2 separate regions of the Homo sapiens genome follow, and region 1 is linked to region 2. The links are chromatin loops, found by intact Hi-C in ENCODE. Cell type or tissue: heart right ventricle. All regions are shown on one strand. Links, peaks and the distances in the headings refer to the core of each region. The heading gives the core; the rest is flanking DNA.

The links. Peaks named below come from ENCODE experiments on the same cell type or tissue, not always from the same donor. Only the 100,000 strongest peaks of a DNase experiment are listed, where the experiment ranks them.
Region 1: it touches region 2 in a loop (4-fold over the local background); 35 of 110 quality-filtered maps call a loop at or near these places.

Annotation. Positions count from the first base shown.
Region 1 is chr22:26,084,906-26,087,821 of GRCh38, reverse strand. No RefSeq gene overlaps it. Among named protein-coding and RNA genes, the nearest start is that of LINC02559, 66 kb to the left of the region's middle. In heart right ventricle, for the core only: a CTCF peak has its summit at 1,196; no DNase peak of the experiment used is centred there.
Region 2 is chr22:26,319,808-26,322,723 of GRCh38, reverse strand. All of the region lies in intron 9 of SEZ6L (seizure related 6 homolog like), which reads right to left. Among named protein-coding and RNA genes, the nearest start is that of SEZ6L-AS1, 75 kb to the right of the region's middle. RefSeq lists an enhancer at 832-1,798. In heart right ventricle, for the core only: no CTCF peak of the experiment used is centred there; a DNase peak (open chromatin) is centred at 1,187; H3K27ac peaks cover 1,005 bases.

The DNA of each region.
Region 1 (2,916 bases), core at 245-2,744, 230 kb after region 2:
AATGTCTGGGAATGCCTCTCCTCCTGATAATGAAATAATACTAATTGTGTACTGCCTTCAATAAGAGATGTGATTCAGCAGCCTGAAGGTTTAATTATGGGCTTCCAAATCAAGAGAGATCTGAATTGGACTCCCTGGTTTGGCACAACTACCAAGGTGACCTTAGCCAGGGATTGAACTGCTCTGAATCTCAGTTTCCTTTCCTGAAAAATTATGTGAATAATAATGTTTTACCTTGTTTTGTTACTGCAGGTTGTAAACAGCATATGTGAAAGGCTTGGCATATAATAGATGATGAATAAGTGACAACTACCATCATCTAAGGAGATGGTTTCCAAACTTTTTGTAGCAGCAGGATCCCTTTCCAAATTAAATCATACCTGGAATTCTGATATAGAAAATAGAGCAAATGAGAGATGCCCAGGTTTGAGTGGAGGAGGGTATACAAATCTTCCTCCATCCCAGGGAAACTCTTCAGACTCTTGGAACTCTAACAAACAAAGTGTAGAAACCATGGGTCTATTCCAACTGTCTCTTTCCAAGATGTAAAGACTGAGTTGCATGTGGAAGTGCGACTTGCCTCAAGACACACAGTAGGTCTTCAAAAGAACGGGGGATCAGACCCAGAAAACTGGGCTCTTAGGCTGGTACTGCTAAGAGAGCAACAGGTAGAGATTTAAACAATGGCTTTGGAATCTCTCCATCCTGATTTATATCCAGGATCCGTTTTTGCTGTCTGTGTGTCAATGCATGTGTCACCTACCCTCTGTGAAACTCACTTTCCCCTTCTATAAAATGGAGACTGTGATTAGTACCTAACTTGCAGAGCTATTATGAGAAACAAATAAGTTAATATACATAAAAGCGCCAAACAAAATACTTGGCACATAGTTGACATTTTATCAGCAATTAATAATAGAAATAATTATAACCGCAATCACAATATCTTAAGCCCATATCAAAATTCACAAGACACCAAGGGCTTTAATAGTTGTTTTATTCTCACAACAACCAATGACATAGTGATTGTTCCCTCTATTGTACAGATGTAAAAAAAAAAAAAAAAAAAGAAAGAAAAAAAGAAGCTCCAAGAGATGTAGTCATTTGGTTAAAGTCACTGTATAATACACGGGCAAAGTAGGATTTGGATTTATCTTTTGGCAGGGGTCTACTGAAACTCTACCCTATTGACTTAGAGCCACACTGCCATCTAGCTGGACTGATATGCTTTCCACAAAAACATCCTTGGTTCACAAATGGCAGATATACAGCATATGTACTGCCACTCTCCACTTCTATGCTCATGGCAGACATTGCTAATCAATTCCTACAGTAGATTTCTATGGATTACAAATGGCTGATACTTGGTATGTGTACCACTGCTCTCCACCTCTGTTCTTATGGCAGACATTATTAAACAATCCATACAGGTTTTCCAAGTGACCCTCAAAATCTCTCCTTCTGCAAGTGTCTGTTCAGCCATTTACAACAGATAGAGGTTGGGCTCCAGAGCAGCAACTCTCTCCCCACACCCAACCCTTCACCCCCACCCCTGGTCCCTTGCTTTGGGCAGTTGTGCTATGCCTTGCTGAACACACAGAGTTTCGAGTCAGATGGGTCACTGGGACATCTCTTGTCCTCTGGCTCTCTGCCTGAGAAAAGGAACAGCTATTACAGAAAAAGCTATTTGTGCTTAAAAATAATCCTTTATCTAAGAGCTGAATCACATAATTAAGAGACTTTCCCAATAAGATTTAACATTCCCACTAGTATCAATGGCCATTGTCCACCTCCCAGTTGAATTTAGCTTCCTGCCCTCTGCCTGCAGTCCAGCAATTTTCTTGTACCTGAATTAAACACTGATGAGAATTGGCTTGTCCCAAATTGGCCCCACTGAGATTTATGCCTCTGAAGGGTAAGGGGAGGAACTCACGGGCATTTGGATGAGAGGAAAAAAGAATCATTCATGATCCCTTGAGAACCTGGTACTTTGTTTTAAAGGCACATGGAGCTGGGGGAATGAAGAGAAGCATCTCAGCCACACACTTCTAGTTTTGTAGTTGTCGCTCCTGACTTCCTCCTTCTCAGACACAGTTTTTCTTTGTTTTTGTTCTTTGGCTTGATGGGAAAAAAATATGATACACCGATGCAGAACAATTGCAACAGTCACGTTCGGATCAAAATGTATGCAGCCTACTTCACAATTATGGAGCTGTCACATAGCTGATAGCTCTGTCATATTTCTAAAAGTTACAAATACCTCTCTCCATGTCCCCTCTAGGGTGTGTGTGTGTGTGTGTGTGTGTGTGTGTAGAAAGTGAGCTGTAGAGACAAAGAAAGAAAGGTGGGGAAAGGCAGGTAGATGCCCATTATCGTATTCACTTCTTTGCTTTCAATCTTAATATTCTTGTTCTTCTTCCTCCTTTACACTCACCTGGCAAAACTTCAACCCAGATTGAATCCAAGTGCTGATCTTTTCCACACCTGTGTCTCTACAGATACAAATGGCTGGAAGACAAAAAACACCCAGGTCAGCTGGTATCACTTTAAATGTATGCTCAGAACCTATTGCAAGTCCATGATCCCAGCTGCAAGACAACTTTCACGACCCTCCCTTCAACTCTCCAACTCTTCCTCCTCAGTCTTGGTTAATGTCCCTGCTTCCTTTCCCCTAAGAAAACAGGAAGGGGTTATTTGCCCCATGCCACACTTCTGCCACACTCACCCTGCCAACCTTCCCCAGATGAGCTCATGTACCTGTCCTCTCCCTGTCCCATGAATGCCTGTCGATGCTGACAGCTCATCCATGGGAGTTCTGGGTTCCTCTTCCCACACCCCATCAAGCCACATCACTCCAGTGATCAATCCCTTTCTCTCCCAAATCATAAGTGTTTCTCTTTTTACTGGATTATTCCC
Region 2 (2,916 bases), core at 198-2,697:
CTCCAACACCAACAATGTGGGGCAGATGGTTGTAATTGATGCTGTGATTCAGAGCATTCATTTCATGCCTAATGGTCACTGTCATCACTGCTTGAATCCTTTGCTCACGACACTTTTCTCCCATTAACTCCGGGCAACTGGCACTCTTCAAGATTCCTTCTGGATGTCACCTTCTCAGGGATATTTCCATAATTCACGGAGATAAATCTAGTTCCCCTCTACCTCCTCAACTCACCCTCCAAGCCACAGGACTTTGCTTACATTTTGCCAGGCTGTCTGTTTATGGCTATGTGTCCCTTCCTGAACTTTGAGTCCCTACAGGCCTGGGAGCCTTCCCGTGTCGCTGCTACATTGCCGAGACACACAGCTGGTGCCCCGAAAGCTGTTCAAGTCAGTGGAAGTGGAGGCTACGGTGTGTGCTCCGTCTTTACTAGCTGTGTGACCTGAGGAAACCACGTAACCTCTCTGTGCTGTCATACCCAACCCATAAAGTGGTAATGATAATATCTGCCTTATCTGAGGATTCCTGATAATAGTAGTCTCCATTTATGAAGCACCAACTATGTGCCAGATACCATGCAATGTGCTTGGCATACATTATCTCTAATTTGGGTAATTACCCTTCTGTAATTATCTCTACCCACATTAGCTCTCATTTATGTAATTATTATCTCTGCATAATAATGTTCACATTTATTATTGCTCACGGACCTAAACGATGCAGCTCAGGGCCTGCCTAGCACATAGTAGGTTTTTAATAAATGGTAACTAATTAGAACCGCCATGGCCACGGTATCAACAGACTGCCCAGTAGACGAAGAGGGAGAGAGATCCCCTCTCGCCTGGGAAATGTGGCTTACGTCCTCATTCATGACTCAGCAGACAGCTAAGTCATGCGCCTACTATGGGCCACCTACCCAGCTCGGTCTGCAGTGCACACTCCCTCCCCATCGTCGATGTGAAAAATAACAATTGCAAACACTTAGGAGGGCTGAGGGGCCCGGAGGATGGAATTATTTTTACTATCAAACCCAAATTGGTTTACTAAAACTGTCAGTGGAAAACCAAGCAAGATAAATTAAACCCAGCAGCTCTTGGGCCTCACGTAACCCTGGCTGTTGAGATGCTATTTTCACTCCCTCTGTGGGAGGGAGGAGGTGCCAAGTCCAGATGCCACTCTGCCAAGTGTGTGCCAAGCTTGTCGGCGTGAGCCTCGGGCTGGTGACCAGAGGACTCAGCTCCCTTCTGCAAAGCTTTAATCTCTTTAAGTGCTTAAACCCTTTTCCTGCTGCCCAATTTGGGGAAGCCCAGACTCCCTAATGTGGCCTTCAAGGCGCTGCTGAGTCGCATTCACCGCCAGGCTGTCCTACTTCATGGACGCACCCTTGAACTCCAGACACACAGGGTCCTGGAGACATGGCAAGTGGGGTTAAAGTCCAAGCTCCGCCAGCTTCTAGCTGTGCGATCACAGGCACTCTCCCACCACCCCGAGCCTCAGTTTACTCATCTGGAAAATGGAGATAATAACAGAACCCAAGGCATGTGCTTGTCGTGAAGATGTCTAGGATGTAACTGCTTGGGATGTCCTAAGTGCTCAGCAAATATTAAATATCATGGACAATTAAGAAGGGAGCTGTGCTTTCCTGCCTCTGGACCTTAGCACATGCTGTTCCTTTTGGCTGGAACACTGTTCCCCTCCATCTCTGCCCATCTTCTCTCTGTCTTTCAGGTCTTAGCATAGATCAGGGTTTCTCTGCTTCAACACCGTTGATATTTTGGGTCAGCTCATTCTTTGTGGTGGGGACTGTCCTGTGCATTGTAGGATGCATAGCAGCATCCCTGGCCTGTCCCCACTAGATGCTGGGGGTGCTCTCCCCCGCACCCTCCCATTGTCCCAACTAGAAATGCCTCCAAACATTGGCAAGTGTCCCCTGGGGCAAGATAGACCCTGGTTGAGAAAAACTGACTTAGACTTTACTGTTCTCAGGAAAGCTTCTCCCTCACATTCTCAGCCAGGCTCACCTTCCCTCGCTCTGGGCCCCCAGAGTGCTGTATTTCCTCTTGCTGGTGCTGTATCAGCCTACAACATGGCTCCCCGGGGGCGGGGCTGCATCTGTCTTGCTCACTGCCAGGGCCCAGCCTCAATGCCTGCTACATAGTGGATGCTCAATAAATATATGTGGAATCGATTTAAACTTGCTCAGTGACAAAAATGACAGTCCTCACATGTCCATGATGATTAAAACTGGGACTGAATTGATTTTGATGTCACTGCAAATCCTAAGGCCCCGGGATGACACTGGCTGCTTGTCCTAACGCAAGTCGTGACAGCTGCCTTGGGGAGGGCGATGCCCCCCCTTATTGGCCCCATTCTGAGCCTGTCTGTGGTTCCGTCATCACTTTCTGCTTGGCTTAGTGTCCAGTGCTCAGAACACCCGGGAGAATGATACAGGCTCCCCAAGCCCCACGGCACTTGGCCCTGAACTCTGCCAGCATATCTCAGCATCACTGGATTGGGGGACCTTGAAGTCCCCCTCCCGCTAGATATTCTGATTCTAAGGTCCATGATGACACATCCTTTGAAACTATAACCCTATAAAATATTCTCTTGGGGAGACCTCCTACTTCTATTATTTAATACTTTACCTGATAATTTTTAGCCAAATGTTATTTCTTATCAACCAGGTTCCCTGTCATGTAATAAACCTGTACTTACTAAAAAATGGAGGCCATGTCCCCAGAAGGTCTTTCCATATTTTTCTGACCCTCTTTTTTCCCTCCACGTGCATCATAGCCAGCTGAACATAAATTTGGGTTCAAATTCTCGCTTTGAAGCCTCATGTCTGTATGATCCTGACAAGCTACATTTACTTCCTTGCCTTTTATTTATTAAGCACCTACTATGGGCCATGCACT